2 separate regions of the Homo sapiens genome follow, and region 2 is linked to region 1. A link is a contact called in ENCODE Hi-C or POLR2A ChIA-PET data. All regions are on one chromosome and are shown on one strand. The core of a region is the stretch at or near the end of the contact, and the rest is flanking DNA. Distances in the headings are between cores, read along the strand shown. Region 1 overlaps ICA1 (islet cell autoantigen 1). Region 2 overlaps ICA1 (islet cell autoantigen 1).

Evidence for each region. Hi-C counts contacts between places; a loop is a spot of excess contacts on that map. ChIA-PET counts read pairs that join two places held with the same protein, here RNA polymerase II (POLR2A). Pooled maps may share reads with other maps.
Region 2: a map of GM12878 shows a loop between it and region 1 (5-fold over the local background). The contact joins two enhancer-like sites. A Hi-C loop is called at or near these places in 9 of 168 maps with a recorded cell type or tissue (CD4-positive, alpha-beta T cell, CD4-positive, alpha-beta memory T cell, GM12878 and 5 more), 26 of 37 single-sample maps with no recorded cell type and 15 of 50 pooled maps. POLR2A ChIA-PET finds 5 or more read pairs at or near these places in 13 of 52 experiments (CD4-positive, alpha-beta T cell, CD4-positive, alpha-beta memory T cell, CD8-positive, alpha-beta T cell and 9 more).

Annotation. Positions count from the first base shown.
Region 1 is chr7:8,132,167-8,138,653 of GRCh38, forward strand. All of the region lies in intron 12 of ICA1 (islet cell autoantigen 1), which reads right to left. Among named protein-coding and RNA genes, the nearest start is that of ICA1, 130 kb to the right of the region's middle. RefSeq lists a silencer at 1,498-1,547 and an enhancer at 2,258-2,387. Within about 2 kb of position 2,210, at least 5 of the 41 ENCODE cell types and tissues checked have a DNase peak (open chromatin) inside an H3K27ac peak, as active enhancers do.
Region 2 is chr7:8,188,700-8,195,549 of GRCh38, forward strand. All of the region lies in intron 6 of ICA1 (islet cell autoantigen 1), which reads right to left. Among named protein-coding and RNA genes, the nearest start is that of ICA1, 70 kb to the right of the region's middle. Within about 2 kb of position 1,857, at least 2 of the 41 ENCODE cell types and tissues checked have a DNase peak (open chromatin) inside an H3K27ac peak, as active enhancers do.

The sequences.
Region 1 (6,487 bases), core at 960-3,459:
CAACTCCGTGACCTTGCAGGCATTGCCTCTCCTTTCTAAGATAAGCCCTCTCTATGCCCTCCCCTCCTTCCTGAAGCCTGCTCTGTTCCCACCATTATTCAGATCCAGCACCTTTAGTCTTTCATTTTCCAATGCTTCCTTCCCCTAGCCGCAGGAGATGTGTGCCTATCTCAACAATAATCAGCCTTCACTTGATGTTGCTCTCCACCCTCCCCTCACACTTTCAAGTTACTGTTCTGGTTTCTTCTTCCTTCCACAACCACATACTCTACTTTGGCTCTACTCTTTTCTCAGCTGCCTGTAATTAAGTTCCTGCCCCCACCCTATACTGAAATAGCTCTCTTGAAGGTCAGCAGTGAGATCCTCATTGCCAGTTCTGAGGCTCTTTTCCCAGGCCTTTACCTGTACAGCATCATTTGTACCACTGCCCAGCCTGGAAATGCTGCTATCTCCTGGGAGTCCCCATGAGGCGGCTCTCTCGGATGACCTCCCATCTCCCTGACAGTACCTTCTCCACTGCCTCCTCCTATTCTGGCTGCCCTTAAGGTTTCATCCCAAACCATCATACCTTCCCTACATTCTCTATAGAAGATCTTTTCTATTCTTAGGGTTCCAATGTCACCTCAGAAGGTTCTCCAATCTCTACCTCCAATTCCAAGTTCTTTCTGGAACTCCATTTGCAAATTCCTGTCTGGGAGCCCTTCTGGGTTTGCCCATTGGTGAAGCTGCTGGTGCTCCATAGAGGAACCCTCTTACTGTGTATCTTTGCTTAGTCTGTGTTATGGTTTGCATATCTGTCCCTTCCAAAACTCATGCTGATATTTAAACCCTAGTGCGGCAGCTTGAGAGGTGCGGCCTTTAAGAGGTGATTGGGTCATGAGGGCTCTGCCCTCACAAATGGGTTAACCCATTCATGGATTAATGAATTAATGGATTATCATGGGAGTGGGATTGGTAGCTTCTATAAGAAGAGGAACAGAGACCTGAGGGAGCACATTCGGCCCCCTCACTATGTGATGCCCTAAGCCGCCTTAGGACTCAGCAAAAAAGGCCCTCACCAGATGTGTCCCCTCAGAATTGGACATTTTAGCCCCTATAACTCTAAGAAATAAATTCCATTTCTTTCTTTTCTTTTCTTGTTTTTTCTTTATAGAGTCTCACTCTGTCATCCAGGCTGGAGTGCAGTGGTGCAACCATAGCACTCCAGGCTTGAATGCCTTCTGAGTAGCTGGGACTACAGGCACATGCCACCATGCCTGGCTAACTTTTAAAACTTTTGTAGAGATAGGGTTTTACTTTGTTGCCCTCTTGGTCTCAAGTGATCCTCCTGCCTTGATCTCCCAAAGTGCTAGGATTACAGGCATGAGCCCTTTTCCTTATAAATTATCCAGGTGCCAGTATTCTGTTTTATAAGCAACAGAAAGCAAAGTTAGACAGGCTGGCTGTGAGATTACTCATTTACTCAAAGGCCTTCAGTGGCTCCCTGACTACTGGCTAAAGTAACACTCTGTCTAGTGGTATTCAGGATGTCTGCAGTCAAGCACGAATGCAGCCCTTTCAGCTACCCATCAATATAGCCATCTGGAAAGCCTTCATTCAATTTGGCAAAACTTCTCTACTTGCCATTGCTCAAACATATTCTGGGAACCTGATGATTTGTCCCAGTGAGAAAAATCATACTTTTTTTTTTTTTTTTTTTTGCAACCAATAGGAATCTTAGAGATCATCTCCTCTAACTCACTTTACAGATAAGGAAAAAGACCCAGGTTAAATAACCTACCCAATGACACAAAATTTATTAGTTACAGACAATCTTGCTAGGGACCCCAACTCACAGTCAAGGTGTTTTCTCACTGTAGCACTCTGCTTTTACTTCAGAACCTATTAAGGATCTCATGTATAAATTAATATTTAAGCTTTTGTAAAGTGTTGAGGGTTTCTAAGGTCAGATGGCTCCACTGGCAGCCAGGCACCATGCAGGCACCGTGGCAGAAAGGCTGAGATGACAGATCCATTCAGCATGTTTGCCCTGTACTGCCCAAGTTTTCAAAAATAAAAACCCTATGCCCCTGGGAGAACATTCCCTAGGAGAACTGATCCTGAACCAATGAGCAATATCTGTGTGAAAACTCACATAGAGAGGAAGCTCTTTTAAGTTTAGACACGGTGTGGGAAATTGGTGACAGCTCACTCAGGTGGTATTTTTGAACTCATACTGAGTTTCATGACCTCAGCATAAATTAGAACACAGAAGATGGAAGGAAACATAACTACATAGACCGAAAACGAGAGCACAGAAAAGCTGGCAGATAAATGTCACTTAATTTACCTTCATCTGCGTGTGAAACAGGAAGACTCCATCTCTCTGGTTTTCTCCCTCGTCCCCACTCTGGACATTATGACTAATCGTAAAGGCCACACGCTTGCAGTACAGATGAAAAACCCCAAACACCAACACTATCCTCACATCGCCCAAAGAGAGTAGGGGGAAGATAGGGAGGAAAACACCTTACGAAAATGGCTAACAAGAAAAACATATTCTATATTATAACAAACTGTACTTGTTTGGAACTCAAGAACACTGCTTCTAAGAACTTCGCTCTGATGAAAAATGATATAGATTATAATAAGAACAGAGAGAGGAAAAACAACTCCTACTCCCTGAAAAACAAAACAAAACAAAAAACAAACAACAAACCAACAGCACTGGACCCTGAGTAGGCACTAAAAAAAAAAAATTCTTGTTCATGATCCCTAAGCTTGCTACTCCATTTCACCAGTAGATGTTAGAAGACAAGTAATCTTACTGAAAAACATAAAACCTAGGGCAGGGATAAATATTTATAGACTCTTTATAGAATTTTTTTTATTTTTTTTTGAGACAGAGTGTTACTCTGTTGCCTAGACTGGAGTGCAGTGGTGCAATCTCGGTTCACTGCAACCTCCGCCTCCCGGGTTCAAGCGATTCTTCTGCCTCAGCCTCCAGAGTAGCTGGGATTACAGATGCCCATCACCAGGCCTGGCTAATTTTTGGATTTTTAGTAGAGACAGGGTTTCATTATGTTGGCAAGGCTGGTCTCGAACTCTTGACCTCAAGTGATCCGCCCATCTTGTCCTCCCAAAGTGCTGGGATTACAAGTGTGAGCCACCGCGCCCGGCCAGAATCTTTATAGAAATCTTTATAAGGGTAAATCTATAGAGAGCACTACAGGCTACAGGATGATCAGCTAAGAACAGTATTTGGTTAAAAAAAAAAATGTACCAAAGCCAGCAGTACATCCCAGGATGCTGAGGAAGACAGAGAGGAGGGAAAGTTCATGAGAAAAGAGAAGGCGCTTTTTAGAACTTGCCACTTCGTATGCGAGGAAGCAGTCAGATCCCTAGTCAGTAATATATGGACAACTGCAGGAGACAATTCTGAGTGACTCAGGAGGAACTCAGAGGTAAACATGTATGACTGCTGTGGGCTAAAAGTTTTCACCCACACCTATGGTACCTACTGAATGAGCTATTATTCTGACATGTGACCACAATTTAGAATCACAAGTCTAGAAGTAGTAACCAAGGAGGTAGCAGGAGATAAACATTTTATTTAGAATATAGACAATTAAAATTGTTTTAATTGGCTTAGTCTTGTCCTGGAGAGGGATCTTTTGGGTAAGGCCAACTTATGAGACTTAGGTGAGTTGAATTCATTGAACTGTCTTCTGCTTTGTAACACCACTTTTTTGTTCAGGTATCTGCTATTCATTTTTCTTGGCCCAATTTTGGGAAACACAAAGATTTCTCCATGTTATAATTAACGAATTGAGGTCAGATTGCCACATGTGGTCATAAGGCAGTTTGAGAGCCACTTTCACGTGTCTCAAAATGTCACTAACTTTTTTACTTAAAATAGTTTTATAAACTGTGGTCAAATATTGGTTTTCCATTATATTAGCTATTTAGTAGGAGAAAGCCAATGTCATTACGACACTGAATGGGGGTGATTTTCTGGGCAATGGCTCTTTGAGAATCGTTGCTGTTGTCACGAGCGGTCTGCTTTTTGATAACATTGTACCACGGCTTAGCCATTACTTGTCTAACAGAATTACCACAGGGAGTGAACCGGCCCCCAAGCAGCAGGGTGCTAGAGCTTATCGTCCCCAAGTCCTATAAAGTCAGCCATCCCTGGATTAAGCTCTTTTTATTTCTTGACTGTTTAATGTCGTGCATATTGTAATCAGCATTTTAATTCAGGATTTGGGCCTTCCAGCAGTTTTCCAAAGGGCACACATTTTGAAGTCAACAAATTAATGAGTGTTCTTTTCTTCAGTCACCACAAGTTCTCTGTGCACTGAGAGAATATTTTTATTCTACCGACCACGTTAATATTTAAGCCGACGCTACCCTGTGGGTTGACAACATAGAAGCAGAGGCAGACAGTGGGGCAGCCCTGCTCATGCCTGAAGAAGGGCTGTGTGGGTTGGCAGTGAGAAAGAGAAAAGACAAATTATGTGACATTGACTTTAACTGAGACAATGTGCAAACCAATACTTCTGCCTGAGAACAACTACACATTTTAAGGGACCAGCACATTAATATCCCTATCTTTACAATTACATAGAGTGCTCAAAAAAGGGGGTATGGACTGCTAGTCTACAAAACTAACAAAGATCCTAACTATAAACCAATGAAATATGAAAGTTGTTTTAAATAAGCAGACAAGTGTCAATCTCATTCCAACATATCTTGGCACATGCTTTCGAGGAAGTTTATAAAAGTAAGCATCTATCGCAGGCAGTGCCATTTCTGATTTAATTCTGTGAAAAAATGCATGACTACTGGGTTAGGGTTGTACCTTTACCGCCAAGTTAAAAAAAATTAAATTCTAAAGCCAAGAACCTTTTTTTTTTTTTTAGAAAGAGGGAAACAAAATACAGACTCGTATTTGCTGTGTCTGGGTAAACAAACACTAAGATACACTGGGGGATGGAAGTATTAGAATAGGGAGGGGGTTAAGGAAGAGGAATGAGAGTGAGGATTCTTTTACTGTGTATTTTTTTATTATAAGTCGGCTTTTGTCCCAGTGTGAATGTACTACCTAGTCAAATTCAAACACTAAAATAATAAAATTAAAGAAGGTGATAATAAAAGCAAAGAGCAAATTATATAAACAAGATGTTGGGAATGAAAGGAATAACAGCCTTCCTATCAAAGTAAGTTAAAGCACGTGAAGGATTATAAATACATTTGTTTACTGGTAAGACTTGTTGAAACTGGGTGGTGGGTACCTAGGTTTGTTCTATTATTGTCTTTACCTGACTTTGGTAAGAATAAAATATTTATCCCCTCCAAAAAATAATTTGTGAAAGACACCTTTATTCTATCAAAATAATCTGTTCTTAAGCCAAAGAGGAAAATGTTTTACAAAAATGGACACCATGTATGGCAATCTACATTAACTGCTTATTACTTCCACTACCTGGTATGATTTCAATATTTATAAATGATTAGTCATTTTGATAAAATATTCATGGGCATTCACACAGTACTGCATAGTATGCTACCTGTCGTAAGACAGTAACAGGGAAAGCAGATATCTGTCCTCAAGTTTATATCCCTAAACCCTGAAAACTTAATGCTAGAGGTGCGGTGCCTTTCTACTTTTGACAAAACTTTAACCAATGTCCTCTGTCTTCCAGAGACTCTCTTCCTTGCACACTCTGTAAATTAAATCAACATCAAGCCCAGACTGAACTGAGTTGTCTGCCCTGGTTGACTGGGGCCTGCAGGATAACTTCGGCCAGTCTGTAGTCCTGTGAGAAATCTGTAAAGCCAGGGCAGGCTGCATGCCAACCACCAGGGCATGGGATGCTCTGGAGTTTGGCTCTAAATTTCAGGTGTATTTTGGACTCTTGGTACATCATTAAAAGGAAACCCTTGGTCAGATGGAGAGCTAAGGCTATAATTAGGCTGAACCCTCTCAATGTCTTAGGATTACTTAACACTCTACATTCTCACTCAAATCCATGGTTCTGGATTCTCTTTTGGGAGGTTATTTCATAAGTGATTTTAGGTTTGGTAAATTCAGGTGTGCGACTTAACTAAGCAAACTCTCCCTCTGCATCTACCTAAGGGTCAGTAGAGACTTACTACAGTAAATCACCCACAAAACATTACTAGTCCTACTATCTCAACTCATGACCATTTGACATAACCCTGTGTTAGAGGCCATCAAGGACCCCTTACACACGATCTCCAGTTCTGACAATAACCCACCAAGGCCGTTGCTATTGTTTCCATTTTACAAATGAGAATAACCCAGGCTTAGAGAGTTTAAGTATGAAGCAAATCACTTAAAATACAGGCCATTTATGGTAAAACCAGTCTTTAAATCCACGTGTCTGATTCTGAAAGCCATGTTTTTTCTACTACAGCATGTGACCCATGACATAACTTTTAGCTATAGTAGTTTGAACATTATGAAATTCATTATACTAATGAT
Region 2 (6,850 bases), core at 607-3,106, 56 kb after region 1:
CAGAGTTGCTGCCAATCCTGCCTCTCTTCAGGGCAGGGAAGGCCCCAAGGAGAGCAAGAGAGAACCTTTTTTGGCCATGGCTCCCTAGGGCAGAGAAGAAGCAAGCATTCAGGGCAGTACTTACAGGAATCAAGACTATGGTTTGGTGGGAGCATCCCTGTATTCTATCTTTCAGTGACGCAAAGAGGAGGGCAAGACTTTCCTTGATGAGGCCAGGGGACCATGCCAAACTGTTAGGATGGTAGATGCAGAAGCTATGCTTCCCAGTGAACCAGATTTGATACCCTGGGAGAGGAGTCAATTAAAATAGAAATCAGGGGAGTGAGCCCGCGAGCCAACCCCTCTGCAAAGACTTCATCTGATTCAGACCCTCCTGAGCTTTTACAGAACCCAGTGCCCATTGCAATCATAGCACTTATGAACATTCACTTAAAGATCTGTCTCCCCAAGTAAACACTGCACCCTGTGAGTGCTGGGATCTGTATTATTTGACTGTATTCCCACCAAGCCCAGAGCCTGCACAAAGCATGTGCCCTGAGTAAAATGCCTCTGAATGAATAAAATGAGGGTAGAGCTTTGATCAATTGGGGTCATTATACTAGAAGGAGGCTTATAACTCATTTAGTACAATCCTATTGTCTTACAGATGATGTGATACACAGAGGTTAAAGGGCTTACTAAGGTCCTATGTTGGGTTTAGTGCTAGAGCTGGACCCAGAACCCAGAACACACAGGCGGATTCTTTCGCCTCCTCGCTCTGCTAGGGGCATGAAGACAGAAGACAGCCCCCACAGTCATTCTAACATTTGTTGGCTGGCTATTGGGAATGCAGAATACATTTTCCCATGGAGGCAGGTTTTTTCTTCTTCTTTTTTTTAAATGGTGGTTCGGTTCCCAGGCCAGGCCACAAAAGCCTATTTACCCCATAGCTGAGCTCAACTATAAAACCAGCGGTAGCTCTGAGGCCTCACTGAACCCCCAGCTCCGAGCCTGCAGTCCGAGGGGCAGGTGGGCAGCTGGCTCTGCAAGGGGGGTAGGCAGCGCTCCCTTGAGCAGACCAGGAGTGTGGGGAGGGGGCTGGGCAGGGGGGCTGGGCAGGGGGCCCAGGCAGCAGCTGCAGGAGCCTACAGCAGCCTCTGAATGCCTTGGTGGTTCTTAAGTGGATTGTTTGTAAGTTGGGAACTGTCTGTACTTAGAAAGGCGGATTTCAAGAGGTAGGGGATCCTATTTCACTTGAAGGCCCACAGTAATGAGGGTTCTTTATTCGTAATGAAGTAAGCCACTAATTGGAGGGACGGGCTCAGGAGGCCTGGTGGAATTTTGTACTCCTGGACCAGAACTGAGTAATATTATGCAGTAGCCTGGCAACCCTTTACTTTTGCACAAAATTCATATAAAAATCTACCATGAAGTGCCTGTCTGACATTCACTGTGTTTATTATTAATAATGATAATAACAGGGTAGCTTATACACAGCCTTAAGGCTAAGAAAGTAAATTGAATTCTCAGTTTCTTCCAGTTTTTTTTTTTTCCGCAGTCAGATTAGGAACATTTGGAAAGTCCTTACTCTCCGAGTGGGCTGAAACCTTTCATATTTACCCAGAGGAGACATGGCTGTAGTTTCTAAGGACTCATCCAAGAGATGATCTCTTTCCTTCCTCTGCCTCCTCAGAGAGGCAGAAACATTCCATAAACTCACAAATGTTGTAAAAGTAAATGTACAAAAAAATAATATTAATGGAACTGAAAACGTTACAGTAGAGAAATCAATTATAATAAGGTAATACAGTTAGCTCTTCTGGACTTAATGAAATGTGTTCAACTGCATTGGAATGTTCTGGTGCCCCCTGCAGGATTCTAACACCTCACAGAAATGGTTTAGTACCAATTCAGATGGCTTAGAAAACCCTACAGAGGCAATGTGTTTCTTTTCTCAGGTTCAAATCAACTTAACCTGGCTCAATCACATGCAGAGGGACAAAGCAGGAACTCAATCTAACATTTAAAAGGTTTTTAGCCACCATAAGTTTGTCATTAGAATGGAGGTTTTTGGATCAACAACAGAAACTATTTTTGGTTTGTGAAGTTTATAAATCTAACAGTGCAAAGTTCACGGTTACATGTGTGATCTCTCAATTTTTCTGGGCTGAGTGTTTAGGGAACAAGGAAGTTTGCTTCCATGAGCCTTGCTTTGACTTAGTGCAGAAAAATTAAACATTCTGGAAAGTTAAACATTTAGCTTCTAAATTTTTACTGCCCTGGAATTCCTCAGGAACATGACTCCAGTATGATAATGAACAAATGGTCATCAGAGTTGTTTATTCCATAGTTACAGGTCAGCAGATGTGAGGAACCATCGTCTGACTCCAATAAGCTTTTAAGATGATAGCTGTCCATCGTTCCTGCCCTCCACTTTATACGAGAGTAACTGAAATCACTATTTTGATGTATAATGTCCCTGCTATCATCTAGTCTTAGGTAATTTATCTGAAAGACATTGACCAGGTCTCACTGAATTTGCAAAGAATCATGCTGGCACATAATTCTAATTATATCACAATAGCTACAACATAAATACAGTATTGTAATATTGTACAGACAGTCCTGGATTTGCCATGGTTTGATTTATGATTGTTTGACTTAGAGTTTTTGACTTTGCCAAGATGCAAAAGCAACATGTATTCAGCAGAAACTGTACTTCAAGTACGCAAACAACCACTCTGTTTTTCATTGTCAGTACAGTGTTCAATAAATTACTGTGAAATATTAAGCACTGTAGTATAGTATAGGTTTTGTGTTAGATGATTTTGCCCCACTGTAGGCTAATGTAGGCATTCTGAAAACATTTAAGGTAGCCTGTGGTAAGCTATGCTGTTTGGTAGGTTTGGTGTATTAAATGCATTTCCGATTAGGATATTTTCAACTTGATGGGTTTACTGGGGCATAACTCCATTGTAAGTCAAGAAGCATCTGTATATATGTGTTATATAATACATATTGCCTATAGTAATATTACATATTATTATAATATTGTATAATATTATAACACAATATAAACCTCTACTAATGTCACTTTTTTCAGTGCCATTCCTTCTTTCATATACTGGATGTTTAATTTCTTAATTTGAACATTATAAAGAAACGTATTAAAATTCAAATCACAAAGACACTAAACATAATTCCAGACTTCTAGAAAAGTTGCAAGAATTCTTTGTATGCCTGGATACCCTTCACCCAGATTCCCAAAATGTTAATTCACCCAAACATTACTACATTTGTTTCATTTTCTAAATACAAACACACATAGATTTTTTCCTAAACTGTTTAAGAGTAAATTGCAGACAGAAAGTTCCTTTATTCTTAAATAATTCAATATATATTTCCTAAAAATAGGGAACTCTCTTACATAACCACAGTACAATTATTGAAATCAGGAAATTAATATTGAAATAATGTTATCTAATATTACAGACCTTATTGTGATTTTATCAATTGTCCCAATAATATCTTCTATAACAAAAGAAAATCTAAAATCATACACTGCATTCAGTTGTCATGTTTTTTCAGTCTCCTTTAATCTGGGAAGTTCCTGGGTCTGTCTTTTTTCAGGGCAGGTATTTTAGAGAGTGTTCCACATTTTGGGTTGTCTGATGTGTCCTCACACTTAAATTAAGGTTATACACCTCTAACAGTATAACAAAAGTCATTCCGGCTTTTCCTCAGTGCATGGTATCATGTGGCACATGCTGTTGGTTAGTCCCACCACTAGCGATGTTAACTTTAATCTTTTGGTTAAGATGGTGTTTGCCAGGTTTCTCCATTTGAGTTACTATTTCACCCATTGTAAATAATACAATATAATTTGAAACAATGTAAAGACAACGTAAAGATCCTATATCTCATTAAACTTCCATCCATTAGTTTTCATATTCATAGATGATTCTTGACTGAATCAATTATGTTTATGATGGCTTGCAAAATATGATTTTTGATTTTCAACATTCTACATTTATTGGTTGGCTTTCTACTTTATTTGTTCTCCTTTGTTTGTTTATATCAAAGTAGCTCATGGATTCTTACTTTATTCAATAGTATTACACTTACTAAAATTATTTATTTAAATTAGTAATTTATTTTAACGCTTAAATGATCCCATATTTGGCGAATGGGAGCCTCTTTGGGCTGGCTCCAGCGTCATTTTGACAAGTCCCCCTTATTCTGCAGGTACTTTCTTCATTTTTGGCATGACATGATGTTCCAGGCTCTATTCTACTTTACCTGCCTCAAATTTGAATTTAACCATTTCTCCAAAAAGCCCTAGTTCCTTTTAGTGGAGGGTATGTAGAAACAAAGATCTGGTTTCTAGATATGCTCACTGCTACTAGAGTGAAACTGCTTCAAGGTCATCTCAGAGGACTGAGCTGGGAAATGTTTATATGTATATGTAAACAAATGTGTGCATATCCACAAGTACTCTCAGACACAACACACATACACATATATGTATTATAATCCATGCACAGCTACATTAGTTTACATATATCTAAACACATACACACATGTATGTATGCATGCATGTATGTGTGTATGTATCAGAAATCAGGAGTTTACATCCATATCTCCAATTTGAATCCAATACCGCAGAGTTCTATCTCATCCTTTTACCACAACTGTAGCTCCGTTCTCCTAAAGTGCAAAACCTGGCTCCCACTGTCCACAACTTATCTGCTCAATCCTGGAATGCACGAAGAATAGTTTCAGAACTGCTAACCTATGCTTCTGCAAAAAGAGACGACGTCTGCTAACTAGAGTTGAAAATTCCAAGGGACCAGGAATGACATTAAATCAAAGAGGTCAATATATTCATTTTCAAAGTCAGTCCTGTTGTCAAAATCAGTAAGAAAATGGTGGTGGCAAAAGCATTCTATCCTTCAAATCCTTCCCTCTGTAGATTCTGCCATTGCGTGATATCATACCGAAGTTAGAGTTTGGCCAGATATGACATGAAAAAAACTGTCTTTTGTTCCATTTGCTTATTTATTCATTTATTACATTATACTTTGCCTGCTCCCATAACAAACCTTTGAGTAATAACATATCTAAGCAGAAGAGCTAACACAGAGAGACCAAAACCAATATAAAGAAAAGAGGAGATGATTTTATGTGGAACAGAGATATTCTAAGAAGGTCACAGGAAAGGAGCCTGTGATAGATGGAGTTTCTGTGTTTGCCTGTGGTGGCTGCAAACAAATTACCTCAACTGCCTCTGTCCTAACAGCATTCTTTTCATTTTCCAAGTTCACTTTCAGTCTCTGTCCATATGTGGCCAATTAAAATTATATGGTTATCTTCATAGATAAAATGATTTTTTAAAATCTCTGCCCCTTAAACTGGTAACAGGTTTGATGATATTTCATGCCTGGAACAGAACTATTCCAGAACTGTTCCTCCAAAGCTGGCTTGCTCTGGAATCCTGTCTGTTATACACAAACACACATATACACATGTGTGTGAACTCTCCTCCCCACTATATTATACCCTAGATCCCTGAATCAGAATCTTTGGGGCGGTGGGGTTGGAGAGACCAAATGTAATAAATGTTAATATCAGTGAAAATGACTTACAGAAGCAGCCAAAAATAAATTACTTTTTACAAAAGTTCATGTTTATTTATAAAATAAAAGACGTTAACATCTTGTTTTCAATTTTCTTTTTATGAAGCCAACAGTTTATTAAATACAACTTACTTATTTGTGAGAAAAGGCTATCTCTCCTTTTAAAATTCTTACCATTTTAGCTTAATTAATTTTACCAAACTGGCAAGAGTCTGACTTAAAAGTCCCTTGAGCCATCAAAAGCTATAAAAATGTTACTTCTTCTTGACCAAATTATTTTCTTGAAGCAGATTCCTACAAATTCAGGGGAATTTTCTAAAATACGGGCAAAGGTTTATGTACAAAAAGTTTCAGACAGCATTTATTTGCTCACAAATGTAAGCAACCTAAAAGTCTAATGTTAGGGCGTTTTATATAATAAAATATTGGGCTATTGTCGTCACTTTTTTTTTATAAAGAATTTTTTGACACACAGGGAAATGCTTATGATAAATGGAAGCCCTTTAAATGTAGGTATTGGGTCTTTTTCTGTATTAAATCTCCAATCTCCATGCAATGCTAAGCACTTAATAGGTGCTTCAAAAAATTTTTTTATGTTGAGTTGAAATAATAAAGCATTAAAAATTATATGTGTGGAAGAAAATATTTACAAAAGACATGTATGATAAAGGACATGCTATTCAAAATATACAAAGAAACTTTAAAATTCAACAATAAGAAAATAACCTGGTTTAAAAAGTGGCAAAATATATGAATAGATACTTCACCAAAGATGACATACAGATGGCTAATAAGCATATGAAAAAATGCCCAATATTGTATGTCATTAGGGAACTGCAAATTAAAACAACAATGAGATAATACATAGATACTAGAATGGCAAAAATCCAAAATACTGACATCAAATGCTGGTGAGGATGTGAGAATACAAAATGGGGCTGGGTGCGGTGGCCCACGCCTGCAATCCCAGCACTTTGAGAGGATGAGGTGGGCAGATCCCTGGATCTCTTGAGGTCAGGAGTTCGAGACCGGCCTGGCCATCATGGTGAAACCCTGTCTCTACTAAAAATAGAAAAAATTAGCCGGGTGTGGTGGCGCATGCTGATAATCCCAGCTACTTTGGGAGGCTGAGGCAGGAGAATCCTTGAACCCGGGAGGCAGAGGTTGTAGTGAGCCAAGATCATACCACTGCATTCCAGTCTGGGCAACAAGAGTGAAACTCTATCTCAAAACAA